Regions from separate parts of the Homo sapiens genome. Here regions 2 and 3 are each linked to region 1. Evidence: chromatin loops called from intact Hi-C (ENCODE). Cell type or tissue: PC-3. All regions are shown on one strand. Each heading gives the region's core, and the rest is flanking DNA. Links, peaks and the distances in the headings are about the cores only. Region 1 has its middle 180 kb from the start of LINGO2. Region 2 has its middle 69 kb from the start of LINGO2. Region 3 has its middle 420 kb from the start of LINGO2.

Region 1 (10,227 bases), core at 2,466-7,465:
TTGCAGTTTCAATGGTACAGGGTGATATGATGTTGCATAAAATCATCTCTGAAGGTGTTTTGGCTTCTACTCCTATGGTAGCAGCTCCAAATTTCTCTAGTTGTCTGTGTCATAAAATATTTAACTGGAATCAGGTGCAGTAATAAGTTGAACTTCTGGCTGAATGACACTGAGTAATTCAATCCAGAACCCAATCATATTCAATTCATTAAACTGAAGAGTGCTTTTCAATCTTTCAGATAAAGTCCATATGGAAGTCTAGAGGATGGATATTCACTCTAAACTCTGCTATTTCTTTGACCTTTTTTTCTTTGTTTCTTCTAAAAGTTAATCTGGGATCTAGGTCACAAGTTATAATCTCCTATTTTGCCAGTATCCTAAAGGAAACGGATCAGTAAGAAAAAGGATGAAATTGAAGTAGGGATGTATAAAATAAAATAAGTAAAAATCCCATACTTCATTGAAAAGAGTCTGGTTTATATCTCAATTCAATCACATCCATTTTGCTTTGGTTTCCCATCGTTAGGCCTAATGTTACCAATGTACTTACTATGTTGTTTTTATTTAAAAGAAATGTTTTGCTTCCCATTACTTGATCCACAATGACTATTTTTGGGTAAAATATTGAAACTCCAGTTTTACAAATTGTTACTGTAATTCCATGACAAATTTGTAGCATGAAATATTAATATCAGCTTTTCATAATGACCACTATGTACCATGCTAGTTGGTTAATTGAATAGCTTTGGCATTTACACGATGGTCCACGTATATGGAAAACACATTGAGATGAGGAAAATAATGAGGAATATTTGTCAAAAAAAAAACAACAACAAAACAAAAAAACCATTAGTTCTTCCACCATGTCCAGGTAAATGTATATGTCTGATGTGCTTATGGAAAGGGAAAATATGACTATTTACTTTTCTGTTACTGAATATTCCCTGCTAGTTTAGGAAATACTTTCTCTCTGATTCAGTACACAATGAACAGTAAGTTTGGTTTTCAGCTGTAGCTGATGTGCATCAATAGGTATGCATTCTATCCCTAAAGAATATTCTCATGTATTTTTGTTTGTTGGTTGGTTTTACTTCTCCAGTTTGTGCCTCTAAAAAAAAGATGTGAGAGTTCATCCTCAAAATCTGAAATGTTTCAAAACGATTGGAGAAAAGCTTGCTGCAATCTCATTGGACAAGTAGAATGCCTACCAGATTTCTTTTATTGTTTCCTATTTCCTCAGAAATTTGCTGCAATCATTTCACAGGTTGCCTTACTCTGGTTTTATTTTACTTTTTATGTATTTATTAATTTATTTTGACAATTTCAACTTTTATTTTAGATAAAGGGGTACACATGCAGGTTTGTTACATGAGTGTATTGTGTTACGCTGAGGTTTGGGGTATGATTGATCCCATCACCCAGGTTTTAAGCATAGTACTCAATAGTTTTTCAACCCTTGCCCCTTCTCTCTCTCACCTCAATAGTAGTCCCCAGTGTCTATTGTTGCAAACTTTATGTCCATGAGTCCCAGTGTTTAGCTCTCACTTATAAGTGAGAACATATGGTATTTGGTTTTCTGTTCCTGTGTTAATTCTCTTAGGATAATGGCTTTCAGCTGCATCCATGTTGCTGCAAAGGACATGATTTCATTCTGTTTATGGCTGTGTAGTATACCATGATGTATATGTACCATATTTTCTTTATCTAATCCACTGTTCATGGGCTCCTAGGTTGATTCCATGTCTTTTATATTGTGAATAGTGCTGCAATGACCATATGAGTTCCTGTGTCTTTCTAGTAGAACAATTTTATTTTCTGTGGGACATATACCCAGGAATGGGATGTGGGGTCGAATGATAGTTATGCTTTAAGTTCTTTCAGAAATCTCCAAACTGCTTTCCACAGTGGTTGAACTATTTTACATTCTCACCAACAGTGTCTAAGTGTACCCTTTCATCTGCAGTCTCACCAGCATTTATTTTTTGATATTTTAATAGTAGCCATTCTGAATAGTGTGAGGTGGTATCTCTTTGTGGTTTTGATTTGCATTTCTCCGATGATTAGTAGTATTCAGGACTTTTCCATATGTTTGTTGGCCGCTTGCAGGACTTCTTTTCAGAAGTATATGTTCATGTCTTTTTAGTGGGGTTATTTCTTCTTTCCTTGTTGAATTGCTTAAGTTCCTTTTAGATTCTGGATATTAGACCTTTGTTGGACGCATAGTTTGAGAATATTTTCTCCCATTCTGTAGGTTGTCTGTTTGCTATGTTGATAGTTTCTTTTGCTGTACAGAAGCTCTTTAGTTTAATTAGGTCCGACTTGCCAATTTTTGTTTTGGTTCCAATTGCTTTTGAGGACTTAGTCATAAGTTATTTCCTAAGGCCAATGTCCAGAATGGTATTTCCTAGGTTTTCTCCTAGGAGTCTTATATTTTAGAATAGAAAGATTTAAGTACTTGAGCTCAGTTATTGGCCTTAAATGGAGACATTCCTTGAATCTTATCCTCCAGAGTATTGGTGGGCTTGAATAGTTGAGCTGATTCTGAAAACAATTTTGTGTTTGGAGGCCTGGTTTGAGCAGAGCTTTACATTTCTATTTGAGTTTGATATTCTGTTTCTGGTATGAACTGGTATGGATAATTTCTGTGCTTCAAATGTACATACTGGCTAAGTAAGGCCCAATTGAATAATCATAGATATTGCAGAAATCTTAAAAGCCATTATGGTTTGGTTCCCTGTCAAGTTTAAACATTGCCTCTACTACAAACTTAGAAAGTAATTATCCAGGCTCTATATAATAACATGACAATAAACATAACCCTGTCTTAAGAGTTAAATATTGAAACCCCAGTGATAACAGCTAGATAGATATTTAGCCACCACTTTCCTATTGCTGTGGGATACCCAGAGGATAGAATTCAAGACCCTTAAAGAATACAGGAAGAAAGAGGAAGGGAAAAATGTTTCACTGCCTTTTCTCCCTAGAATAAAAGGAAGGATGCTTTTAGAAAAGAAATATTGAAGGATATAAAAAATGTTAGGTGAGGATAGCCATAAGTGAGGCCTGAACTTTGAGTAAGTCTCAACAATGAAATGAGAATTTGATGTGTTTTAAACGTCTTAATACAAAAATCATTCATTGCATGTAGGAGGAAAAAAATTAATATTTAACATTGGAAGAAAATGATAATTAGATGCCATAAAATGGATAATTCAAGAAATTTTGAAAGAAGATAGATTACTGAATTCCTTTAGTCTGAGTAAGGTAACCAATTAATTTGAATGTCAAAATAGGAATTTAATACCAGTATAATGCTTATTATTAGAACTTAGTAATTTCTATTTAGTAATTAAGATTACTATATTTGTACATGTATGTGTGTATGTATGTGTATAATATAATACCTGTATATATCATTATACTTAAAGAAAATGCTAGAAAAATCAAATATTTCTTATTCATTGAAATGTTCCACTCATTTAACTTACCCAATTTGTTGTATTTTTAAATTTTTGAAGTAAACATCTAACTCAAGTCCTCTCTGATCTATATTTTTCCTAGTTCATACTTTTGTTCAATATTCTGGTACCCCGAGTTTAGTGATCAGTTAAGCAGCACCTTGTGACAAGTTTTATCATTGTCCATGTCTTTGTTTTGATTCTTGGAGGAATTCGGAAATTAATTAACTCCATGGTAGCTCCGCATGTTGAAGACAGTACCACCAATGTGTACATTTTGCTAGAATTTGAAGACCAGGAAAACTATCAGAGATATCATCCCTAAGGATGGTGCCTGTGGAACAAATTCTGGACATTCCCTCAGGAAAAAAAACATATATATGACTAAAATGCTTCCATAATTATTTTGAAGTAGCTACAAGTTACCAAAATACACCTAAAACTTGCAAGGCTAAGATTCTTAAAGAAGTGATATGTTGGGCCGGGAGCGGTGGCTTACCCACGCACTTTGAGAGGCCAAGGCGGGCGGATCACGAGGTCAGGAAATCGAGACCATCCTGGCTAACATGGTGAAACCTCGTCTCTACCAAAAATACAAAAAATTAGCCGGGTGTGGTGGCGAGCGCCTGTAGTCCCAGCTACTCCAGAGGCTGAGGCAGGAGAATGGCGTGAACCCGAGAGGCTGGAGCTTGCAGTGAGCCGACATCGCGCCACTGCACTCCAGCCTGGGCGACAGAGCGAGACTCCGTCAAAAAAAAAAAAAAAAAAAAGTGATATGTTGTTTATAGAGGGGAAAGATATAAAAGTTAAAGATATTTAGGAGTATGCATTACATGAGAGAAATAAATTGAACACTGAAATTGAAACCGAATGTTAGAACATTAAGTGTAGTAATTATGGCCTCCAAAATATACTGGAGATGTTTGTGTAAAAACAGAGAATAATTATCTCCTAAAAATAAAATATATATATTAGTAGAGAATATCTGGGGCCAGGAAACCAAGAAATGAATTTCCACTTTGTCTTTGCCATTCACATTTTATTTGACTTAAGGAAAATTTCATACCATCTCAAAGATGCTAGGGAATTATTAAATTTATGATAAGGTATGATATTAAAGTTCTTCCACATCAGGAATGAATCATTTCAAATAGTTATACAGTAATGGTGGAGAGGAAATTTTTTACAGCTCCTGAAAGGAGAGCTTCAAATGGTGTCAGCAAGTTGACATTAGTGCTCCTTTCAAGTACCATGTAAGTTGTAGCCAAAGTTTTAGAAGCTTTTCTTTCTTTCTTTTTTTTTTGTTTTGTTTTTGAGATGGAGTCTCACTCTCTTGCCCAGGCTGGAGTGCAGTGGCTCGATCTCCGCTCACTGCAATCTCCACCTCCCGGGTTCACGCCGTTCTCCTGCCTCAGCCTCCTGAGAAGCTGGGACAACAGGCGCCCTCCACTACTCCCGGCTAATTTTTTTGTATTTTTTTTTAGCAGAGTCGGGGTTTCACCGTGTTAGCCAGGATGGTCTCGATCTCCTGACCTCGCGATCCGCCCGCCTCAGCCTCCCAAAGTGCTGGGATTACAGGCTTAGAAGTTTTTCTTCATTAATTCCTTGTCTAGCATATATTGAGAGTCTCATTGAGATTGTAAATGATACTCTTCATTGATTGCTGCTTTAAATGTTAATTTCACTGGCGTTGCAATTCACATTTCTACTGCTTTCTTTTTGCTACTCCATGACAAGTAATAACACTGCACTCATTTACAATTTATTGTTAACTGCATTAAAATTTCATGAAATGACACTATAGTTGGTTAAACCATGGAGACAGCTTAGTTTGGTAGAGTTTCACATTTTCTGATTAGGAGAAATACCTCTGTGCAAACTTTCTGTGATAAATAAAGGCTTAACACAACACATTAAATAAATATAACGCATGTTTATGTTCCTTTTACTAATACCTGTGATGTTGAGCAATATCCAAGGGTAATTTCTCATGAGTGCTGAATGTACTGTAACGGAAATATCCCAAGAAATCCAGGAAAGATAAATATAAGTCATTCTTACTCCAGAAATCACACATCCGTCATACTGCAGTTAAAATGTTATTTCTATATTACAAATCTGATTATGCAAGTCTCTTGTACAACACTTTGGAGATCAATTTTTAGAGTCATGTCTATGGTTATTTCACCTACAGACATGAAAAAAAGAGAGTAGATGACAGCCTGTATATGGAAAATTTCATAAAATGTGTATTTCCATGGTTAAAAACAAAAGGAAAGTGAAAGTTATAATGAATTTCTTCACTTTGATTAAGTTAATTATAGTAAATTTTGTATGGTAGAACATTTAGAATTACCCTATTAATATCTGCCTCAAGATAGTACAGATAAATGTACTGTAATGTGCATTGTAATTGGCACATTGTTTTCTAAATAAACCTTTGGCATAAAATAAGAAAGCATTAAAGACCACCAGCAGCCCTTTCAATAATGACAGTCTCATAGAAGACAGAGCAATGAAGCATGGATCTTGCTTATTTGAACAGGAGAGGGGAGAATTACGTACTATCAAATTTATCGATGTGCACATCTTGCTCATTGGGAATTTTTGATGTAGTTCCAATGACGCAACAACAAAAATTGAAATGTAAGACCATGTCCACAGAAGTCTTTAAAAGAATGTCCATGATCTGCCATATCAATCTGGAGGAAAAAAATAATATCTAGATCATTATATTTCTCTACTTTGAGCTTCAGCCTTGAATACAGGGCTGGAAGACTTGGGGGAATAGGCAAATTGTAACACTATACAAAACTGCTAGTCAATTTTACTCAATTCCAACAAATTATTGGGTAGAATGGATAAAACTAGCCTTAAATTCCTTTAGCTATCTCAGAAGTCATTTGTAATAATCATCCCATTGTAATGCCCCTCCCCCAAAAATGTCCATGTTCTAATCCCTGGAATCTGTGACTATGTTAGCTTATATGGCAAAAGGGTTTTTGCTGATGTGATTAAGTTAAGAATCTTAAGATGAAGAAATTATATTGGTCCTTAAAAGTAAAATAGAAACAGAGGAGGGCTCAGAGTCAGAGAAACACGAAGGTGTTACGCTCTTGGCTTTGAAAATGGAGGAGAAGGACATTTGCCAAGGAATGCAGACAGCCTCTAGATGTTGGAAAAAATAAGGGAACAGATTCTTCAATACAGCTACCAGAATAAAAAAAAAAAAGCTCTCCTATCACCTTAATTGTAGCTCAGTAAAACTCATTTCAGACTTCAGACCTCTAGAACTATAAGATAATAAATTTGTGTTATTTTATGGCATTAAGGTTGTAATAATTTGTTATAGCAGCAATAGAATACTGATTGATATAATGCTGCACCATCCACCATCAGTTGGAAAATAAGTTTCACACTTTATATCATGAACTTCAAGTTCTACTGAGCCTACATATTATTTAATTCACATTTCCTGATATCTTTCAATAAGCACTTACTCTCTAATAATAACAAAGTACTTACACTTTCCAGATTACCTTTTCTTGTCAAGTTAGCTTTTTATTTTTAATTGTAGATTTTTATGAGGTTGTAAGAAATAAGAGAGGGCTTCCATTATCTTTTGCCCAGTTTCCTCAGATTGTAACATCTTGCAGTACTATATCACAACCAGGATATAGGCATTAATATAGTCAGGATATAGGCATTAATATAGTCAAGGACATATTCTTACCATAAAAATCCATCATGTTGTTCCTTTATAGACACATCCAGTTCCCTTACATCACCACATCCTCCTTAACTGCTGGCAACCACTCATTAGTTTTCCATTTCTATAATTTGGTTATTTCAAGAAGGTTACAAAAATGAAATTATATATAGTATGCAAGCTGTTTGGATTAGCTTTTAAATTGGTATAATAATCTAGCAATTCATTCAGATTATTGTATGTATCAACAATTTGTACCTTTTCATTGTTGAATAGTATTTTATATTACGGATATGTCACCGTTTATTTCACAAGTAACCTGTTGAAGAACATCTGAGCCTTTTTAGTTTTGTGCTATTGATATAAACACTTGTGTATAGATTTTTGCATATACTTAGTTTTTATTTCTCTGGAAAATAAGCTTAAGAGTGCAATTGCTCAGACATTTGGTAAGCCCATGTTTAATTCTTTTTAAAAAATTGTCAAACTGCTTTCCAGACTCGCCATGTCATTTTACATTCCCACCAATAATGTAAGGGATCCAGTTTCTCCACATTCTCATCAACATTTGGTATTGTCAGCAGTTTTTAATTTTAACCATTATGATAGGAATATAGTAATATCTTATTGGGATTTTAATTTGCATTTCTCTAATGGCTAATAATGTTAAACATCTTTTCACAGGCTTATTTGACATCTCTATGTCCTCTTTGGTGATATGCCTCCTCATGACCTTTGCCCATTTCCTAATTACATATATATATGTTTTAATTATATATGTAATTGTATATATATAATTTGTTTACTGTTGAGTTTTGAAATTTATTTGTATATTCTCGTTACTAGTCCTTTATTGGATATGTTGGATATCTGATTTGCAAAAACTTTTCTCCTGATCTGTAGTTTATCTTTTCATGCTATAACACGGTCTTTAAAAGCCAAAATTTGCAATTTTTAAGAAATCAAATTGATTTTTTTTTCCTAACATGGATTGTGTTTTTGGTGTCAAGTCTCAGTTGTTTCTTTAGAGTCAACATGTTTCTTCTATGTTTTTTACTAAAAGATTTATATTTTTACACTTTACATTTTAGTCTATGATCCATTTCCAGTTAATTTTTGTATAAGGTGTAAGACATATGTCAAGATTTATTATTTTGTTGTTGTTAAGGATGTCCACTTTCTTCAGCACAATTTGCTAAAAAGTCTATCCTTTCTCCATGAATTGCTTTTGAACCTTTTTCAAAAAACTGTTTCTTTGAGTCTATTTCTGGGTTTTCTATTTTGTTTCATTGATGTTTCTATTCTAGTAATATCACCCAGTCTTGAATAATGTTGCTATAAAATGTCTTAAAAATGTATAGGGTAACTATTTATTCTTTTCCAAAATACACCGAACAATTCTAGTTTCTTTGCCTTTCCATAAAATTTTAGAATAAACTCATCTATATCTACAAAAAAACCTTTCTGGAATTTTGATATGAATTGTGTTAAGCCTGTAAATCAATTTGAGGAGAACTGATATATTGTATTTCCCATGTTGTGTGTTCCAATCCGTGAGCACAGTATTTCTCTCCATTTATGTAGATTTTCTTTAATGAAATTCACCAGCGTTTTGTAATTTTCAGCATAAAGATCTGTACATGTGTTATCACACTTATATCTAATTACTTCATTTTGCTTTGAATAGTCATCAATTTTTTTAATAATTGGGTTTCCACCACTTTATTTGTACTATAAAGAAATGCAATTGATTTTTGCATGGGATCTTGTTTCCTGCAATCATCTTAAACTCTTTTTTTTTTTTTTTTTTTTTTTTTGAGACAGAGACTCGTTCTGTCACTCAGGCTGGAGTGGAGTACCATGATCTAGGCTCACTGCAACCTCTGTCTCCCAGTTCAAGCAATTCTCCTGCCTCAGCCTCCCGAGTAGCTGGGTGCGTGCCACCACGTCTGGCTAATTTTTATTTTTGTATTTTTAGTAGTGACGGCGTTTCGCCGTGTTAGCCATTATGGTCTCGATCTCCTGACTTCATGATCCACCCACCTCTGCCTCCTAATAAACTCACTTATTAGTTGTGGGATTTTCTCTATAGGTTCCTTTATGTTCCCTATGTAGACAATCAATGTATTTGCAAATAGATGTAGTTTTGTTTTTTTTTTAATTTTTAATCAGTATAACTGTTGTTTCCTTGCCTTGCCTTATTGTGCTGACAACAGCTTCTAGTAATTTTTGAATAAGGTTAGTGATCGTGGGCATCCTTTCCTTGTTCCTGATCTTACATAAAAAGCATCTGGTCTTTAACAATTAAGGATGTGGTTGGCTTTAGGTTTTTGGTAGATGATCTTTCTCAAGTAGAGGAAGTTCCTGGCCCTTCTCCAATTCTACTTGGCTGGGAATGTTTTATCATGAATGTGAGTCGTATGTTGTCAAATGCTATTTTTGAGTTAGATTTTACAATTTCAGTTCTTATGTTTAAGTGTAATAGAATTATGTGATTTTTCTTCTTTAGCCCATTGATGTAACAAATTACATTTTTGGTATTTGAATTTGTAACCAGATTTACATACCTGGAATAAGTCCCAGTTGATCCAGGTATATATTATTTTTATTCATTGGTAAGTTAGATATTTTGATTAAAAGTTTTTCATCCAAGTTCATGAGGGATAATAGTCTATAGTTTTTCTTTTCTTTTTTGTAGTGTTTTGGTTTTGTTGTGAGAATAATAGTAACTTCATGAAATAAATTGGGAAATTTTCTCCCTTATTTTCTGGAATAGATTGTCTAAAATTGGTGGGAATTCATCGAATGTTTGATAGACCTTTACAATAAAACTATATGGACCTAGATAGTTCTATGTCAGCCAGTGGTTTTTCATTATAAATTCAGATTCTTTAATGGTTATAAAATTATTCACATTGTCTTTATTATCTTGGTTGAGCTTCTGGTAATTTTTAGTGTACAAATAATTGATCTTTTTCTTCAACATTATGAAATTTATGAAGATAAAGTTGAGCATAAATTCATGAGGATAAATTTCCCATTATTGTTCTTTTCATTACT
Region 2 (10,227 bases), core at 1,952-6,951, 110 kb after region 1:
ATAGAACAGAAGAAGCAATTTGCAACACGTACAGCTGATGAAGAACTTTTATCCAGATTTTGTATGAAGAAAACTTTGAAAAATCAGACATCCCAATAAAAAAATGTTTAAAAGACTTAAAACAGGCTTTTAAGGCTTAATACAGGCTCTATTTTGCCATAGAGGAAGTCAAAATACCAATAAATATGTATAAAGGTGCTAAACTTCAGTACTTATTACTAAATAATAGCATTTTTCTTAATATTAAAATGTATTAACAAGGATATAGAGCTACAAGAATTCTGTATGGCTGGAGGGATTGTATTAATACATTGGTATCACCTCTTTGGTAATCCATATTCCATAATCTAGAAATGTTGACAATGTATTCCTTTTGATTCAGAAATTTCACCCCTGCACATAGTTCATAGAGATAAAAACAGTGATTTGCAATAAGTAAAAGAGTGTTTAAAAGGCAATTTTTCAGTGGTGGTGCATGCTTGTAGTTCTAGCTACTCAGGAGGCTAAGGCAGGAGGATTGCTTGAGCCCAGGAGTTTGAGGCTTCATTGAGCCATGATTGCACCACTGCACTCCAGCTTGAGTTACAGAGTGAGAGCCTGACTCTAAAAAATTATATATATGTAATATATTATATACAATACATATATAATATATAAAATATAATAATATGTATCATATAATTATATATATATATATATATATGCAATTGCTCATACTTGTCAAACACTGGCAACAATCCATGGAAAATACATTGGGGGTATGTGAATAAAGCAGACCATATATACAGCAACATTAGGGTTTCTAGAATACATCATTTTGAACAAAAAATAAATAAAAACGATTACAGACTGAGTTTACATAATGTTCTAAAAAAGGCAAAATGAAACTATGTTGTTTAAAAATATATTCGTAGGTGACAAAACTATAAAGGAAATCAAGACAATCTTTATAAATGAGTCAGAATAGTGGCTGCCTTGAGGGTAATTGGGAAAGGCATTTTGATTTTCAAGGTTTGTCAGTCGGGATCTAAAGAGCTATACCAGAGGAGTAATTATAGATATGTAGGCAGAATTCTGAAGAATACTGTTGGGTTGAGGGAGAGTAGTTATGGAAGGACGGACTTGGAAAGGAGTACCCCTTCTCAAGACTGGGTTCATCGTTGGAGAAGGTGTAGTTGCATCCCACAAGATAGTAACCTTACTAAGTTTTCCAAGCCAAAGTTAGCCCACAATCACTGGACAACCCCTCTGGAGTACAGGAAGGCCAAGGCCAACATTGGCTCATAAATGCAAAGAGGGAGTCCAGGAACCACCATGTTCAGAATCCTCTCATCATCAGGGTGGCACATATTTACAAACCACACAGTAGGAGCAAGAAGCCAAAGGCTTCTTGGCCTTTGGAATCAGAAGTCCCTTCCTCCCACGAAGTTCTTCCAGTGCCCTCTATTGACATCGCTTAATATTGTGCTTGCAGCAAAGAAAAAAATGCTTAAAACTTCCTTGTGGCAGAGCAGATAAAACAGGGTGGGTTTGATTGAAAGTGTGAGGAAATTAACTGATAATTGGCACAGAAAAGGGACAGAGGAAGACCTCCGGGAATGGTCTAGTACTTCATCTGTGTGATAGTAACAATAAAAGGGTTCTCATTACATCTATTATTAAACTGCAAAGTAATATTTATGCACATATACTATATGTCATAATAAGATGTTGATTTTTAACAGTTATATCATGTGAGTCCCAAATTTCTTAAAAAATGGAAAAAATAAATAAAAAACAAGGTAATATAGGCAAAATTGTTTTGAATGACATGAAAAATGTATAATCCAATATAAGGAATTAAGAATTTGCCATTAGTTTTGAAAAGTCCACTTTTTGGAAAAAAAATATATAGTCAGGGTTCTCCAGAGACACAGAACTAACAGTATGTATCTGATTGGATATATCTCTTTCTAGATATATACTATGTATGTCTATATACACACATATATATCCTATTGATATATCTCTTTCTTAATATCGGTATCTATATTTATACACATACACATATATACATAGATGCAATTGTTCCTTGTACAACATGGGGTTGCACTACCTGGGTTTTCTTATATGTGAATTTTTTTCAATAAAAGTTACACCAAGTATACCCACCTCTCTTGCCTTCTCTTTCATGCCCCACCCCCCACCTCTGCCACCTCTGCCACCCCTGAGACAGCAGAGCCAACCCCTCCTCTTCTTTCTCCTCCTCAGCCTAGTGAATTTAAAGACAATGAGGATGAAGACATCTATGAAGATCCACTTCCATTTAATGAACAACAAATATATTTTCTCTTCCTTATAATTTTCTTCATAACTTTTTTCTCTAGCTCACTTTTTTGTAAGAATACTGTATATAATACATATAACATAAAAATATGTGCTAATCAACTGTTTTGTTATGAGTAAGGCTTCCAGTAAATAGTAGGATATTAGTAATTATGCTTTTAGGGAGTAAAAATTTGTGCATGAATTATTGACTGCATGGGGAGCAGTCAGCACACCTAACTCCCACATTGTTCAATGGTCAACTGTATATCTAGTAAGAGATTTATTATAAGGAATTGCCTCACATAATTACGGTGGCTGAGGAGCCCCATAATCTGCTGTCCATAAGCTGGAGACCCAGGAAAGTTGGTGTATTTCAAGTCCAAGTCCAAAGGCCTGAGAACCAGGAATGCTGATGGTGTCAGTCCCAGTCCAAGGACAAGAGAGACCAATGTCCCAGTTCAATAAGTCAGGCAAAGAGAGTGAACTCTGCGGTCCTCCACCCTTGTATTCTATTCAGCCCCTCAAAGGATTGTACAATGCCCACCAGCATTGGGGATAGCAATCTGCCTTACTCAGTCTACCCCATCAAATGCTAATTTCATCCAGAGACACTCTCAGACACATCCAGAAATAATGTTTAGCCAGATATTTGGGAACAATCATGCTCCAGTCAAGTTGACACATAAAATTAACCATCACAAAAGCAAATATTTACTTATAAAGTGATATTACTGCCAAAACATTCCAAGAGCTTAAAAATCTGCTTGTATTTCACTGAGAACAAAGAGCATGTACACAATTATTTACTTAAAAAGTAAGCAGTCTCTTATTGTTTGATGAATAATATTTTAAGCTATAAGTGACCTAATATTATCTAGTCCAATTATTAATGTGTAAATATGGAAATATTGATACCAGAAATATTAGTGTTTTCAGCTAGTAAACATCAGGGTCAGAATTGGAAACCAAATCTCCTTACATATAATTCATGTTCTTCCCTGAAGACTGTGTTTAGGATCTTAAGAAATCCCCCACGGGTGCAGAAATTTTATGAGTTTGAATGGAAGCAATGGTTATGGTCTGCTTCCATTTTCACTCATTTGATCTTTCTTCTTTTGAGTGGGTTTGAAGCTGAGCTGTATTACAGATCGGTAGCCTCTGGCAGTGTGAGAGGAAGATGAGCCTACCATAGTGGAATAAAAAATGAAAAGTGTGATAAGATGTAATAAAGTAAAATAAAATCCTTGCTTAATGCCCCAATAAACTGTCAGAGTTTGGGTATGGCGGCTTGTTGGGCTGTGCTTAGATGGGAGCAAGTGAGATCAGCACAGTGTTGAGCGAACATGCTGTTATTTAAGTTTTCAAAGTCATTTGAGTTAACAAAAAGAATGAATAACAGCACAATGTGCATCTCATTATGATATTTAGTTTTGATTAAAATCCAGCTTAAAGCAAATATTTGAAGCAAAGTTTTAGTTTATCTTATATTTACTTACATTTTAAAATAATAAATTCTGAACCAATTCTGTCATAGAGTTCATTAATTGTTTAACAATATGCGCTCAGACAATTATTACTATATTCTCATTGAAAATTGAATGCAGGCTATTTGAGGGACTTAGACAGAAAAACTTTTTCTTACTGAAAATCAGAAACCATGAGTCCTCTGTTGAGTTTTGACTTGTGAAGGAACCGTTTCCCTGAAATAGCTCTGACATCTTTCATTACCTGTATAATGTAAAATGCAGCCATTCAGCAGCTGGATGACAGTGATAAAGTGCAAACTAATAGTGTTCACCCTCTGCACTAACCCTGATGTACCTGGCCTTTTCAAAACAGGGAGGCTAATGTCTAACAAGTCATGTAAAAGTCAGAGTGAATGAACCTTAAAGTAAAGGCAACATAACATCCTTTGCATTGCAGTTTCCCTTGAAATAGCATCACTTTAAGTTCTATGTCAAAGCCAAAAGGCAGCGATTCTGGCTAAGTTTTGAAATGTGTGTTAACTTAACCAGAAAACAATCCAGTAAAAAGAAGGTTGAATCACTTACTGTCACTTGACAGTTTTAGCAGTCAGTTTTTGCTTTGGTAATCCAAGTGCTGGTACTGGCTTCAATATACTTTCCCTGAAATTAGAAGTAAGTAATTTTCAGTCAAAAGCCAGAGCAGAGGTTTATGAAATCATAAATTATTTTCATTGTAAAAGATACTGGGAATGGGAGACTTTCTTCTTGAATACCTACTAAGGACTGATGTTTTTGCATTTATTATATGCAAAATGAGTATGCATAACCTTGAAAAGTTCTTACTTTTTCTCATTTATCCTAATTATCCCACTGACCAAAAAAGCAACTGAAGTTCAGAGAAATAAAGGAATTGCTCAAAATCATGAATTCAGTAAGCGATAAGTCTCATATTTGTTCATATTTTTGTTTTAAATATATAGCATAACTCCTGATTTAAAAATGAGATATTCTGCTAATAACTATATTTAGAGCAGTAAAAAATACATAGTACATATATTTGGTTGGTTAGTTTAGTAATATTTTGCCTCATTCTCTAATAGAATCCTGGATCTACATCACACTTCTGAGGTTAAATGAGTAGGAAAAGGAGAGATTGTCAGAAGTGATACACTAGAGAAGAAAGGGTGATTGAAAAAATGGAATAGACAATTAGTAAATCAGGACTTAGGTGATCTGAGATTTAAAGCATATCAGCCTAAGAAAATACAATTAGGAGAAAAAGATTAGGACTTCAGAGAGGAAATAAAATGCTTCCTCAGCTCTGACTTAATCAGCCTGAGGGTTGTATAGTCATGATTTGTTTCTCTCCACTTCCTTCTTTTAGAGACCTCTTAAATATTTTAAAGGCCTTACACATTCTCCTTTAAACAGAAACTCCAATAGAGAAAAAGCTAGGGCTTGATCTTTCAATAATTGTAAGTTACCGTTTGCTGCCCACATTCTTAGGACAAAATTTCGAGTTATATTTCCTTAGGGTGAAGATAGAACATTATTTTCTTAAGGAGTCTGGTTCTTCAAGAGGTAGGATTTTTGATTGGCTAAGTGTTGTGTTTTCAGTATGCCTTATGCTTCAGAGTCCTTCAAAAGGGACCATGGTAAATGTTCTTCACATTAAACTTTAATGTTATGACTATTAAGAATGAAATTTTATATTTTCAATGAGCCCAACCATGTACATTCCTCAAAGCACCCATCCAAAGGATTAACAAATAAACAATTAAACCCCATGTGTTAGAATGGAATTTCATACATTTTAAAGATATACAATATTTGATATATTGCTTAAAAAGGTAAGAACTTCGGATCATCAATCAACAAAGTTAAGGGTGAGAACAGTGGTTCTTAATTTGGGTTAATTTTGCCCCTTAGAGACTTTTAACAGTGACTGGAGGCATTCTTGGTTGTCACTAACAGAGGCTTGTGGTACTAGCAATTAGTGGGTAGAAGCCAGGAATATGGCTTAATGATTGTCAAAACACCCCTCCCCTCAACACAGACCCAAAACGATCTGATCTGAAATGTCAATAGTTCTGAAGTTGCAAAACCAGGGTCTAGAGGATGGTTAAAAGATATGTTTCCAAGGTACACAGTAGCACAAAATTGCAGACTTCATTGGGACTGTGGGCTGTGTCTAGGCATCCTAGGGGCACTGTTCCCACGGAAAAACCTATCACTAAGTTGACTGAAATCAAAGGGTAAACCTTGAGGCTGCTAGTCCTAACTGGCAGTGGAACTTATTTAATTAAACATACAAGCAGAATTGGAAATAAGAACAAATAATATGATGTGTAGGCTATAGGTTTATATCAGCTGTTACCAAGTTGTGATCCATGAGTCAAATGGAGCTCACAATATGGTCTTCAATTAAATTTCAGTATAAGAATTTAGAAAGCTGCCTCCTTCTTGCTAATTTTCTAATATGAAACACACAGACACACACACACAATTTTTTTTTCCATTAGAAGTATTTTGTACAATAAAGTTATTAGAGTTGTATACATTTAGTTTTTCCCTTTGGGAATTAGTAAAGTAAAAGAGAATTGAATATGTTTTTGTTTCCTGTTAAATGATACGCTCTCTTGGTATTGGTGTTTTTTTTAATTCTATTGTAGTGTTTAGATATTTTTAAATGATCATTTATCATTTTTTAAAAGATATATTTTAAAACTATTTTGTTAAATGTCACTTTAAATAGTTTTATTTTACATAAATTGGTTCTCATGCAAAAAATGCTAATTAAGGGTATAAATAACTATGAGTCATAGGAATCAGTATCTCTCTTAGGTGGACCATTAGAGGGGAAAAGAATACCCCAGTTTTAGGATAATAAACTTATTCAGTTTAGTGATGGCAATAAACTAGTATTTCCTGGAAATTTCCAACATTTCTATCTTTCTGTTTCAACTTTTATTTTAGATACAGAGGGTGTATGTACAGATTTGTTACATGGGGATTATTGCATGATGCTGAGGTGTGGAGTACAGATCCCATCTCCCAGGTATTGAGCACAGTACCTGATAGGTAGTTTTGTAACCCAGCCCCCGCTTCACCCTCTAGTAGTCCACAGTGTCTCTTGTTCCCATATTTATGTCCATGTGTACTCAATGTTTAGCTCCCACTTATAAATGAAAACATGAAATATTTGGTTTTCTGTTCCTGTATTAATTTGCCTGGGATTATGACCTCCAGCTCCATCCATGTTGCTGTAGAGAACACGATTTCATTTTTTTTTATGGCTACACAGTATTCCATGGTGTATATGTATAACATTTTCTTTACCCATTCCATCATTGATGGACACCTGGGTTGATTCTATGTCTTTGCTATTACGATGAGTGCAGTGATGAACATACAAGTACAAGTGTCTTTTTGGTAGAATTATTTTCTTCTGGGTACATACCCAGTAATGGGAATGCTGGGTTGAATGGGGTTTCTGTTTTAAGTTATTTGAGAAATCTACAAACTGCTTTCCACAGTGGCTGGACTATCCCTCATGAACATAGACACAAAAATCCTCAACGAAATACTAACAAATCAAATCCAGCAGCACATCAAAATTAATATACCACAATCAAGTAGGCTTTATTCCTGGGATGCAAAGCTGATTCAACATACGCATATCAATAAATGTTGATTTATCATTTATTTTATTGATTTACTACATTATTTACCAATTTAATGATTCACCACATAAACCAGAATCAAAAGCAAAATCATATGGTCTTCTCAATAGATGCAGAAAAAGGTTTTAATAAAGTACAATATCCCTTCATGATAAGAAACTTTCAACAGACTAGGCATGAAATAAATATACCTCAAAATAATAAGAGCAGTCTGGGTGTGGTTGCTCACGCCTGTAATCCCAAAACTTTGGGAGGTTGAGGGGGCAGATTGCTTGAGCTGAGGAGCTCAAGATCAGCCTAGGAAACATGGCAAAACACTGTCTATACAAAAAATACAAAAATTAGCTGGGTGTGATGGTCCACACCTGTAGTCCCAGCTACTTGGGAGGCTGAAGTGGAAGGATCGCTGGAGCCCAGGAGGCCAAGGCTGTGGTTAGTGGGGACCATCATACTGCACTCCAGTCTAGGTGACAGAGTGAGACCCTATCTTGAAAAAATAAAAATAATAAGAGCCTTCTACGATAAACCCACAGCCAACATCATATTGAATGGGCAAAAACTCTAACCATTCCCCTGGAGAAGTGAAACAAGACAAGGATGCCCACTCTTACCACTCCTATTCAACGTAGTACTGGAAGTTCTAGTCAGAACAATCAGGCAAGAGAAAGAAATAAAAGTCATCCAAATAAGAAGAGAAGCAGTCAAAGTATTTCTTTTCACTGACAATATGATTGTATACCTAGAAAATATTAAAGACTCTACCAAAAGGCTCCTAGAATTGATAAACAACTTTAGTAAAGTTTCAGGATACAAAACCAATGTACAAAAATCAGTAGCATTTCCATATACCAATAACGACCAGGCTGAGAGTGAAATCAAGAACACAATCCTATATACAATAGCCACAAAAAATTGAAATACCTAGGAATACAGCTAACCTAGGAGGTGAAAGATCTCTACAAGGAGAACTACAAAACACTGACAAATGGAAAAACACTTCATGCTTATTATGGATAAGAAGAATCAATATTGTAAAAATGGCCATACTGCCCAAAGCAATTTTCAGATTCAGTGCTATTCCTATCAAACCACCAATGTCGATCTTCATAAAAATTTTAAAAAACTATTCTAAAGTTCATATGTAACCAAAAAAGAGCCTGAATAGCCAAAGCAATCCTAAGCAAAAAGAATAAAGCCAAAGGCATCACATTACCCAACTTCAAACTATATTATAAAGCCACAGTAACAAAATCTGCCTGGTACTGGTTTAAAACAAAAGCAAAAACAAAATAAACAGACACATAGACCAATGGAACAGAATAGAAAACTCAGAAATAAAGCCACACACCTACAAGGTGATCTTTGACAAGGCTGACAAAAACAAGCAATGGGGAAAATAATCCTTATTCAATAAAAAGTACTGGGATATCTGGTTAACCACGTGCAGAAGATTGAAGCTAGACCCCTACTTTTCAGCATATGCAAAAATAAACTCAAAATGGATTAAATATTTAAATGTAAGACCTCAAAGTATAAAAATCCTGAAAGACAACCTAGAAAATACTCTTCTCAGCATTGGCATTGGCAAAGAATTTTCAACTAAGTCCTCAAAAGCAATTGCAGCAACAACAAAAAAATAGACAAGTGAGACCAATTAAACTAAAGAGCTTCTGCATAGCAAAAGAAACTATAGACAGGGCAAAAAACCTACAGAATGGGAGAAGATATTAGCAAACTATGTATCTGACAAAGGCCTAATATCCAGAATCTATAGGGAACTTAAAAAAATCAACAAGCAAAAAACAAATAACCCCATTTTAAAAATGGACAAAGGACATGAATAAACACTTCTCAAAAGAAAACATACAAGCAGCCAACATACATAGCTCAGCATCACTAATCATTAGAGAAATGCAAATAAAAACCACAATGAGATACCATCTCAAACTAGTCAGAATTGCTATTATTAAAAAGTGAAAAAACAGCAGGTCCTGGTGAGGCTGCAGAGAAAAGTGAATATTCCATAATTTTTAAATGTTTCTTAACCTTCAGACTATACTATTTTTTAACCTTCAGACTATACTATTTTTTAAAGAATTACAGATATCTAAGTTTCTGGTTATATCATGCTGCACAAGTACACGTTCCAAGGTATTTTGTTTGGATGGGGAGTGTTTGAATTTAGTTTTCTGTTTAGCTTTCAACTGAGGGGAAAGAAAAAATATAGAAGCCATTTCAAAATTGCACAGGGAAAAATACAGAGAAGTAATAAGAAGTGCCTGAAAAATTGATGTTTAAGTGATCTGGGTGAATCATCAACACCAGCCTAGCACATTTTCTTCTGCTTTGACAGGAATTGACAGAGTATTAGTGAAAAGGATCACACAGTTACACTCAGAGTTGTTGATATCCCATCAAGAAATAAAAACAACCATGTTCTTTCTTTATTCAGTTAATCATTTTTAGTTTGATGTATAGGTTTCCAAACACATACAATTCCACCGAGAATCTGTTTCTACAGCTTATTTTCTAAAGTGAGAAGGATTTTGAGTTTGGCCTCTCTCAGGTAGAAAATTAGTTTCTCAAAGTTTAGGAAAAATCTATAGAACAAAATATCATTATATAAGCATTTCTTGGAACAAAATTATATTTAAATACATCCTTTATTAATTGTCATATGTTCAGCTCTTTGTCTGTGCTAAGTGCTCTACATCTGTTACTTCTAATCTTGTAAACATGTGAAAAATCAAATACATACTATTATTATTATC
Region 3 (10,227 bases), core at 2,072-7,071, 240 kb before region 1:
CATTAATCACACAGTATATACTTTTCTATTTTATATTTTTGCAACACTATGATTCTCAGAAGACTTGGATTTTTCAGTGTGTGTATCAATAGTTTTTATTATTGCTCAGTAGTATTATGTGGATGTAGAACAGTTTAACGTTTCACCTATTGATATTTGGATTGTTTCCAGTTTTGAGCTATCAGAAATTAAGCATAAACATTTGTGAACAGATGTTTATGTGAACATGTATCCTCATTTCTCTGAGATAAATGCCTCTGAGTGCAATTGTTGGGTCATTGGGTCATATGGAAGTTGCATGTTGAGGGTTTTTTTTTTAAAGAAACTTTCAAAATGTTCTATATATCTGTATCATTTTTCATTCCTACTTACCATGTATCCAAAATGATCTAGTTTCTATCTTCAGAAGCATATTATGTTTTCACTATTTTTTTACATTTTAGCCATATCAATAGGTATATAGTGAAACAGATCACTGTTGTTTTAATTTAGCTAATGGCTAATAATACTGAATATGTTTTCATATGCTTATTTGCCATTTACTTATTCTGTAAAAATCTGTTACATATTTTAACCACTTTTGAATTTGTCTGCTTTTTACTAAATTTCAACATTTTTAATATTCTAGATATTAGTCCTTTGTCAGAAATTTGGTTCGCAAATATTTTCTCCTTGTTTGTAGCTTGTCTTTTTCCCCTCTTAACAGAGTCTTTTAGAGCATTTAATAATTTTCTTGATATATTGCAATTTACCATCTTTTCCTCTTATAAATTGTGCCTTTGGTGTCAAAACTAAGAACTCTTTAAAAGATTTTCTTTATACTTTTTAAAAAGTTTTATTATAGTTTTATGTTTTATGTATAACTTCATAATCCATTTTGAAGTTTTTTTTTTATAAGGTAAGAGACAAGTCTTGATTAGTCTATAGATGTCAAACTGCTCCAACACCCTGTGTTGAAACAAAGGTTGAGCATATATTGTGGATTGATTTTGGTGTCTTTATTCTGTAATATTGATTTCTGAATCTGTACCTCTACCAATATCACAATTTTGATTAGTGAGCTATGTATACATCTTGTAATTGTTTAGGGGTTCCTTATACTTTATTCTTTCTTTCCAGAATATTTTAAATTATTTCTTGTGCCTTTCTATATAAATTTTGAAATAATGTCTTTTATTTTTACAAAAAAAATATGCTGGGAAGTGGGGACTATGTTAAGCCTGTCTATCAATTTGGAGACAATGGGTATCATCACTAGTTGAGTACCACAAACCATGAACACATTATGTCTTTCTCTTTATTTTCTTTTTTTGCCTGATTTCACTGGATATAAATTTTAACAGTATGTTGAATAAGTTTGGTGAGAAAGGACAACCTTGTTTAGTTCTCAATCTGGAGGGAAAGCATTCGATCTTTCATCATTAAGTATAATGTTAGCAGTAGGTTTTTGATAGATGCTTTTTATCCACTTAAGGTAATTTCCTTCAAATTCAAGTTTTGAGAGTGTTATTATGAATGGGTGTTAATTTTGTCAAACGCTTTATTTTCAGTGTTTGATATAATCATATGATTTTGTTCTTTAGCATGCTAATGTGCTGAATTGTATCTTTTGACTTTTAAGTACTGTATTCTCAAGGTATATAATTTTTTGCTAAATTCTATAATAATGTTAAGAATGTTTGCATCTGTATTCATTGTTCTACAGTTCCCTTTTTTCCAAATGTTTGGTTTTGGTATCAGGGGAATATTAACTTCATTAAATTGGGAATCATTTTTGTACGTCAACTTTTCTGGAAGAGATTGTGTAGAACTGATGTTAATTCTGTTTAAAATATTTGGTAGAATTCTCCAGTGAAACCATATGGGCCTGAATACTTCTTCAATTGGAGTTTTAAGATTATGAATTTTAAATACAATTCAAATTATCTATTTCATATTTCAAGAGTGTGGTAGCTAGGGTTATGTGAGGTATTTATCTATTTTCTGTAAGTTATTAGTTTTTGTGCGTAGAGGTGTTTGTACGACTCCTATTATCCATTAGATGTTTACAAACTGTAGACATGTTCTTTGTTTCGTCCTTAATCTTGGTGATTTGTGATTTTTTTTTTTTTTGGTGTTGAGACTCAGTAAATAGTACCCCAAAATGAAGTCCACAAAAGCAGCCTCAGAATAAGTTTTCCCTGATCTTCCCCTGCCCTTTTGACTGTCAGTCTCATTCTTCCTCAAAGCTAGCCATAGAAACTAGAATCCCTCTTACCCAAAGTGAGTCATAAGAAACCAGAAGCTCTTTTCACCAAAGCCAGCCATAAAACCTTAAAAATATTACTCAGACTTACTCGTCCACCTTTTTGTGAAGAAACTGGCCTTGAAGAAATTGTCTGACCTACGATGATTGATTGTAAGTCATGAGACCCCCATTCTAGACAGTGTCCAGCCCCATAAGCAAAAGGAAGTAATATATGCTCCACAAGGCCAAGAAACATCTAGACAGCCAGGTCTTGCTGGGTTTCGCCAATCCGGCTGTTAACATTAGATAATATCCTTTCTGTCCAATCAAATTTCTGCATAGCTGTTCATGCTGTTAAACCTAAGCAAAAAAATAGATAATTTCCCTCTATCATTGGATTTTCAATCTGAAGGCTCCCATGCCATGTAAAACTATGATAAAATAAATTTATGTGCCTTTTTTCCTGTTAATCTGTCCCTTCTCAGTGATTTTTCAGTAAACTTTCAGAAGGCAAAGAGGAATTTTTTTCTTGACCTTGATGTTGGTTTTGCTACAGCTTTGTCAGTTGCTGTGATCTTTCCAAAGAACCAGTTCTTTTATCGATTTTTCTCTATTGCTTTTTCCTTTGCAATGTCATAAATTTTGGCTATGTACAATGTTTCGTTTCTTCTGTTTCCTTTGAGTTTATCTTTAATCTTGCTCTTCTAAGTTTTTTAAGTAGGACCATAGATTTTATCAATTTAAGACTTTTCTTCTTTTGGAATGTGTATGTCTACTTACTGCTGTAAATTTCCCTCACAGCATTGCTTTACCTGTGTCACATAAATTTTGATATATTACATTTTAAATTTCATTTATTTCACCGTGTTTTAGTTTCCCTTAAGACCTCCTCTATAATTCATAAATTTAGAAGTTTCCTGTTTAGTTTTCAAAATTTGGAGATTTTTCTTTTATTGTTGGTTTCTAGTTTGATTCTATTGTGTTTGGAAAAAGCATTCTGTATAATTTAAATTACTTTTAAATCTGCTTAGATTTGTTTTATTGTCCAGGGTACACTCTATTTTAGTATGTTTTGTGGACCCTTGAAAACAATGTGCATTTTGATGTTTTTGTATGGAATGTTGTATGAATGCCAATTAAATCTTATGGGCTGCAGATGTTACTGGATTATTTTATGTCATGTTGATTCTGTCTAGCTGGTCAATCAATTGTTAAGAGAGAAGTGTTAGTCTCCAGTTCTACTTGTGGATTTGTATTTCTCTGTTGGTGTTTTCAGGTTGTTAGCAAATCTAGGCCTAAGTTCTAGGTTATATGAAGCCCAAGAAGCTCATTATCATGTCATTCTTTGGATTCTGGGGTCCCTAGCAGTTTTCTTTTACTGACCTTTCAGAGAAATCTTATTTTGTGTGTGTGTGTGTGTGTGTGTGTGTGTGTGTGTGTATACATACATATGTGTGTGTGTGTGTATATATATATATATATATATATGTCAAGGCTCTCAGCTCTACTTAGTGAGAAGACTAGGAAAAAATACATCTACTCCATCTTCCTGGAAAGATTTTTTTCTGCTTTCTTTTTTTACTTTTCATCTCTGGTGTGCCACAATCCCCATAAAAATACTTTTCCGCCATTTTAAGTAGCGTTCTCAACTTTGGTGGAAGTTTGAATTATATGGGGATTTTGAAAGTTACTAATATCACCCCCTTATATATTCTGATTTAAGAGTTTTTAATTATTGCTTGGATAGAGATGTTTAGAAGTTCTCTCTATAATTAAAATGAAAATATTAAAGATGAAGAAACACTATTTAAAGAAATTTGTGAAGGACAGTAAGTATCCTCATGCGGTCTACTCTCTTGATCCACCCATTTTGATCTCTTTTTTTCCTATAAGATTGTAGGTCAAATTTAAATATCCGAATCTTCTCACTCTGCCTGAGCCACTGAGCTGAGTACATCTTGGTGTATCATCATCTTCCTTCCTAACTGGAAGCAAAATACATAAAAATTCAGACATATCCACCTGTTAAAATTTTGTACTTGCTTTGGTAACTATGTTTTTTTTCTAACATTTCTTATAATTAACTTTTGGAGCTGAACCAATAAATTTCTGAAAATATGGGATGTTAAAAATATAAAATCTCAGCTAAGTGAACATTCTAAGTTTCAGTCATTTTTATGTTTGACATACCTGCTCAGTGACAAAATATTCATTGCTCCTTACACTCCAATGTCTTTGATGCCCAAAGGTCTTTTGAAGTTATGTTAACAGCAATATTTTGATCTTATAATCAGGGGAAATGTCATATAAATGCAATGCTCTTGGGCTCTGAGTATTGGTATGAGTAATATAAATCAGTAGGTAATCGTTTCTATTGGATTGTGTTTTGGTAAATTTGGATCTCTTTTTGCACAACACAGTGAATAACTTCCTACTACAGAGAATGCCTAGTCCATAACTTGGTATTAGATATTCACATACCTAGACCATATTAATCACTCTTAAAATTCCATCTATCCACACTGTTGTATTGAAGATTAAGTTACCAGCACATGCTTTCTGGAAGACCCATTCAAACCATAGCATTTTGCCCCAACCTTAAAATTCAGGTTCTTCTCATTGCAAAATACATTCCATCCCAGTGTCCCAAAAGTTTTAACTTATTTCAATACCAACTCAAAAGTCCTAAATCCAGAGTCTCTTCTGAATCAGATATGGATGAGACCCAAGGCAAATTCCAAGACAAATTCCTCAACTGTGAGCCTATAAAATTAACAAGATACATGCAATGATTTATATATGTAAAAAGTAAATAAGACAATTTGATCAAGATTCTAGATTAGATAGGCTTGTCAGGGGAACTTCAGAAGTTATTCTGTAAGTTCTACAAAAAACAGAATTTAGCTTTTCTCTGATAACATCTAGACAGAAGTGAATAAAACACATTTCAACACTTCAAATATAAATGAAAGCTGAAACTCCAAGTTTTTTAATTTAAGTATAAAAATAAAAAGAACACGGGAAGATTTAAAATGCAGCACAGAAGACAGTAAATTCCCATCTTTGTCAATGTGTGTTTGTTTAAACAATGACAGTATACATAGTAGGGATTTATTCAGATTAGAAGAGTTACTCAGAGTTTATTGGATGCAATAAAATTTTTACAAATCAGTCTTCATTTCTAAGGACGCGTATGTGGAATTGTTTGTTGTGTCTTTTGCACATTTTGTAGTTTGATTTTTGTTTTTGTCTCCACTTTTGAGGTTTAGAGTTGTTTATATGTTCCAGACATTAGCCCTTAGTAGACTATGTGGCTTGTAAATATTTTCTCCTGATTTACCTTTTCATCTTCTGCAAGGGATTTTTTCACAAAGCAAATGTTTTTCATTTCAATGAAGTACAATTAATCAATATTTCCTCTTTACGATCATGCTTTTGGTGTCAAGTCTAACACCCACTTTGGCTAAATATTAATCCTGAATACTTTCCCTAATTTTTTCTAAAGTTTTATTGCTTTACATTTTACATTTAGGTCCATATTAATTTTTGTATTAGGTGTAAATTGAGTTCTGTGGGAATTTTGCTGTTGTTATTTTAGCTTTGTTCTGTTTTGTTTTGCTTGGCACCGTGAATTTTAATGTCTCTTCTTTGGAGAAGGAGAAGGTCACATTACCGACTTTTGAATACATCCCGAAGTTTATCTGGCACAAAGAGAATTTTGTTCAGTTTTATGCTGGATTAGGATACAAAAAGGAACATAAAGTTGGTGGCTCAAACTTCTCTGAGTCTAGGTGGATAGAAGGTCGACCTGGATGTGTTTTGGGAGAGACAGAATTGGGTGCCTGCTTGAGTTTTTGTGACCAAAGCAGTTGGTCCTGATGGGATGCTTGGGTGATCAAGAGCTGTCAGGCAGGGTAGGCACTGCTGTGATGGCCCTCCACTGCCCAGTTCACCAGCTCACTGCTCTGGTACCAACAGCTGGATATCTCTCTGGGACCCATCCATGGATTTCCTAACACGGATGATGTTCCTGCTAATGTAGATGCTGAAGTCTCCCACTGTGGTCCCCGGCAGCATCAGCTGAGTCAGTGAGTCCTATCATGACCCTGGAGGCATGAACCACATTGTACCCTTTCCAGACGATGGCTGCCATAGCTCATGTAAATGATGAGGCCTACGTATAAGAGCTTCCTTCACAGGTACCGGCAGTGCTTAGCAAGGACACTCTCTGGTGCCTTAAGCATCTTCATCCACACCAACTTGGAGCCCTGCCTTTCAAAGCACAGGGAGGAATAGGCCCCAGCACTCGAGTCCTGGAGCCCGAGTTTCATGTGTTTATAGATGTTCCATTCTTCCAGCACCATTATTTGAAAAACTTTCTTCCATTCAGTAGCTTTTACACCATTATCAAAAATCAGCTGAGCATATTTTTGTTGGTCTGGTTTATTTTCTGTGTTCTTCATTCTGTCCCATTAATCTGTGTCTGTGATCTGCCAATACCTTAGTCTTGATTGCTTTGGCTATATAGTAAGATTTAATATCTGTTAGTGATAACCCTTACTTTATTATTCCTTTTCAAGGTGATTTTAACTATGCTAGTGCTGTGATTTGTCTATTTTGATCATATATCCTGCAGGCTTGCTGAATTCAGTTCTTCATTCTAGGAATGCTATTTTGTATAGATCCCTGTAGAGTTGCTAGGTAGAGAATCATGTCATCTGCAAACAGGAACAGTTTTCTTTCATCCTTTCCAAGGTTTTCTATTTTTAACTTTTATTTCTTTATTTTCCTTTATTGCAGTGGCTAGAGGTTCCATTATTATTACTATTATAAGTTCCAGGACACATGTGCTGAATGTGCAGGTTTGTTACGTAAGTATACATGTGCCATGGTGGTTTGCTGCACCTATCAACTCGTCATCTAGGTTTTAAGCCCTGCATGCATTGGGTGCATTAGGTCCTATTTCTCTCCCTCCAACAGGCCCCGGTATGTGATGTTCCCCTCCCTGTGTCCATGTGTTCTCATCGTTCAACTCCCAATATTATGATGAGAGCAGACATTCTTGCCATATTCATGTTCTTACAGTGAAAGTGTTGCCTTTCACAATTAGTGTGATGTCAGCAGTAAGTTTTTGGAGATGTTTTTCATTAAGTAAACTTTAATGTCCTTCTAACCTTAATTTGCTGTGAGCTTTTATGATGCATAGGTATTAGATTTTTTTCAGATGCTTTTTTTCTGCATCAATTGACTTTACTATATGATTGTTCTTCGATAGCTGTCATTATGGAGTTGTTCCTTGGTTAGTGATAGTGGACATGAAGATAATTTGATTTGATATTAATTTTGGAATTAAATTTGATAGTTCTAGCTAATTTAGGAGGCATTACTAAAACATGCTTCAGAAAGAAGTATTGTAAACATTAATAAAATAGGTGGTTAAATTTTGTGATCTAGAAAAATGATACCAACATTTTCTGTGTTTTTAGGATAATATTTTTTGGGTCATTGTATAAACTTTCTTAGTTCATTTTACTTTTTTGGGGACTGATATATATGATAGTTTAATCTATAAAAATGCAGATATGTACCTAAGCTAAGTTCCATACAAAAATACAATTATCATTCTCACCTTCCAACATCACAACTCAAAGAAAACAAAATATTATGGCTACTCATGGTAATCCAATAAGGGTGTGTGTTATTTGATAATGAACTACTAGATTATAGGAAATACCACAGAAGGATAATTTGCCTTTTCTAATGTAAATTGCTGGGGCTGTGCCAGCTATTAAAACCAAACAATTGACTGTCAAGGAGACAGTACTAGAAGTCCAGTTATTTCCTGCCTTAAGTCTAAGCTTTCATGTTGCTGTGATCTTTCATCAGATCCTATTATTTCATTGAAAGTAATTATTTTTCTCTTGGATTACTTATTTTTCTCATTTGAAAATACACAAACTTCTTATAGAACTTATAAAGATCTATAAGCATATAAAAATTACATGGTACTGCTAATACTAATTTTAGTTGGGTGATATCTAAATCTACTAGGCTTTGAAATGCAGTTTTTTTCTCTTTGATTGTTTATGCCATATGCTCCCTATCATTTTAGCACAAATATAAGTTTTAGATGATTCCATCTTCATGAAGCTCTGAGTAATCACTCTTGCTTTTATCTAACTTATACTACTGAAAAGTTCTATGAAAGTTAAAATAGAAACATGAATATACATGGTGTGAAATGTTGGAATAAAAAAATAGATACACACTAGTGTACTTGCTTAAGTACACAACTGTCTCTGGTTTCTTGAAAGGAATACACAGACTCTAATTGGGTTAATTGAACCTTAACTATTGGGCCATCAACTCTCAGCAGATAGGGTTTCAAAATCATTATGCTGTTGTACTTTGGGAAATTTTAACTTTTCCTCATGAAATCTTTAAAAGTAGTAACAGTTGAATGAATTGCAGGGCTAGGTTAGGCTGAAGAATCTCATGAGTCTAGATCCATTAACATTGTGAAAGGTGAACACGGATACTTCATTCAAAGATAGTACTGGTCTGTTGGGTGCTGATTCTGCATCTGGCTATGGCATTGATGACTGGCAGTTACTTTAGGTTCAAATGTCATATCTACAGCTTATGGAAAGAAATCTCTTTCTTATTGGTCCTATGATATGGCAAAACATTTTTAAAAATACTAAAAGTATGACTTTTTTTTCCAAAAATGTTATTCAAATTGAAAAATGTTTTCCTCAGAATCTACAGAAAATTCAGAAATTGAAACACATAAAATTAATTTAAATGTATTATTGAAGAAACCTTCTTCTGTTTTGATAATTCATCTTTCTCCTGAAAGTATTGGATAATTTCCTCATAATACCCAATATTCTCGTTTCAGTTTCTCTAAGTCCAGCTTCTTCATATTACTTCTCTTATTCTCTTTGTAGGCCCTTTAGTCTCTTCACATTGCTAACTCATTTTTTTCTCGCCTGTGTTTAGAAATTAAGTTTCCATTAAGAATCCTGACTCAATGTTATGTATCTTTTCCTCTGCTCTTTGTATTCTTTCCTGCTACTCATTTTATTCAATGTCAGTTTGATGACATTTTCGCATTCTTGTTAAAACCCAAATTTATTTGTCCATCCCTATGACAAACCACAGCTAATTATCTGTGGTCATTTGACTTATTCTGAAATAATCTCCTTCACTTTGTCTTGCCATCTCTTTCATTTAAACTTGTCCAAAATCAAAGTTCTTCATTTCTCTTTTCTATTACTTTTTTTAAAATTTTCCCTAATTGCTCTCCTGATTGCCATATCCTGGAACTATCTCTTTATTTTTTGTTTTCCATTTAGCAGTGTCCACTTACATTTAGGTACCATCCTATGGTTTATTAACAGTAGTACTTATAAGGCTGTCCCTTAAATGTCAGCTTCCATCAAACTATATTTTAGGAAAATAAGAAAAACAGAATATGGTTAGTTACTAGTCAGGCCTTGTGACTTAAATTGTTGGAGTTGCACAATCACAGTAAAGTATCTTGAAAGAACACTCAGTTACGAGTTATTCCTAAATATCTAACTCCATTCTTTAAGTCTCAAATGACCTCTCATGTTGTTCCTGAATATGAAAATATCCACTGAGTGATAAATACCTATTAGAAATGTAGCAGTTCTCTGGTTAAAAAAGACAACACAATAGGTTTCATCTTCATAAAGACTTCAGTCAATTTGTAGTGGCTACATGGATTATAATGTTAGGAGGAAGGCTGAGGTCATAGTTAGGATCAGCTAGAAATATTACTGTTAGCAATCACAGATACCTGCCTTGGACATGGGAACTGAGACTGATGTCTAAGTGCTGGCTTTATCATTCTATATATAACAATAACAATGAGAGAAAAAACTGAGGTCTTTATGAAGGGAAATTGTAAATGACAACACATGTGTGGAAAGTTACAAGGAGAACAGAAGTTTTGAAGGCAAGGGAAGTCATAA

Evidence for each region. A loop is a pair of places that touch in the nucleus more often than their neighbours do. Peaks named below come from ENCODE experiments on the same cell type or tissue, not always from the same donor. Only the 100,000 strongest peaks of a DNase experiment are listed, where the experiment ranks them.
Region 2: a loop joins it to region 1, with 2.5 times the contacts of the local background. A loop is called at or near these places in 1 of 110 quality-filtered maps.
Region 3: it touches region 1 in a loop (17-fold over the local background); 1 of 110 quality-filtered maps calls a loop at or near these places.

Annotation. Positions count from the first base shown.
Region 1 is chr9:29,392,562-29,402,788 of GRCh38, reverse strand. No RefSeq gene overlaps it. Among named protein-coding and RNA genes, the nearest start is that of LINGO2, 180 kb to the right of the region's middle. In PC-3, for the core only: no CTCF peak of the experiment used is centred there; a DNase peak (open chromatin) is centred at 5,468; H3K4me3 peaks cover 1,313 bases; H3K27ac peaks cover 1,838 bases.
Region 2 is chr9:29,277,216-29,287,442 of GRCh38, reverse strand. No RefSeq gene overlaps it. Among named protein-coding and RNA genes, the nearest start is that of LINGO2, 69 kb to the right of the region's middle. In PC-3, for the core only: no CTCF peak of the experiment used is centred there; no DNase peak of the experiment used is centred there; H3K27ac peaks cover 418 bases.
Region 3 is chr9:29,632,766-29,642,992 of GRCh38, reverse strand. No RefSeq gene overlaps it. Among named protein-coding and RNA genes, the nearest start is that of LINGO2, 420 kb to the right of the region's middle. In PC-3, for the core only: no CTCF peak of the experiment used is centred there; DNase peaks (open chromatin) are centred at 2,302, 4,972 and 5,302; H3K4me3 peaks cover 742 bases; H3K27ac peaks cover 1,571 bases.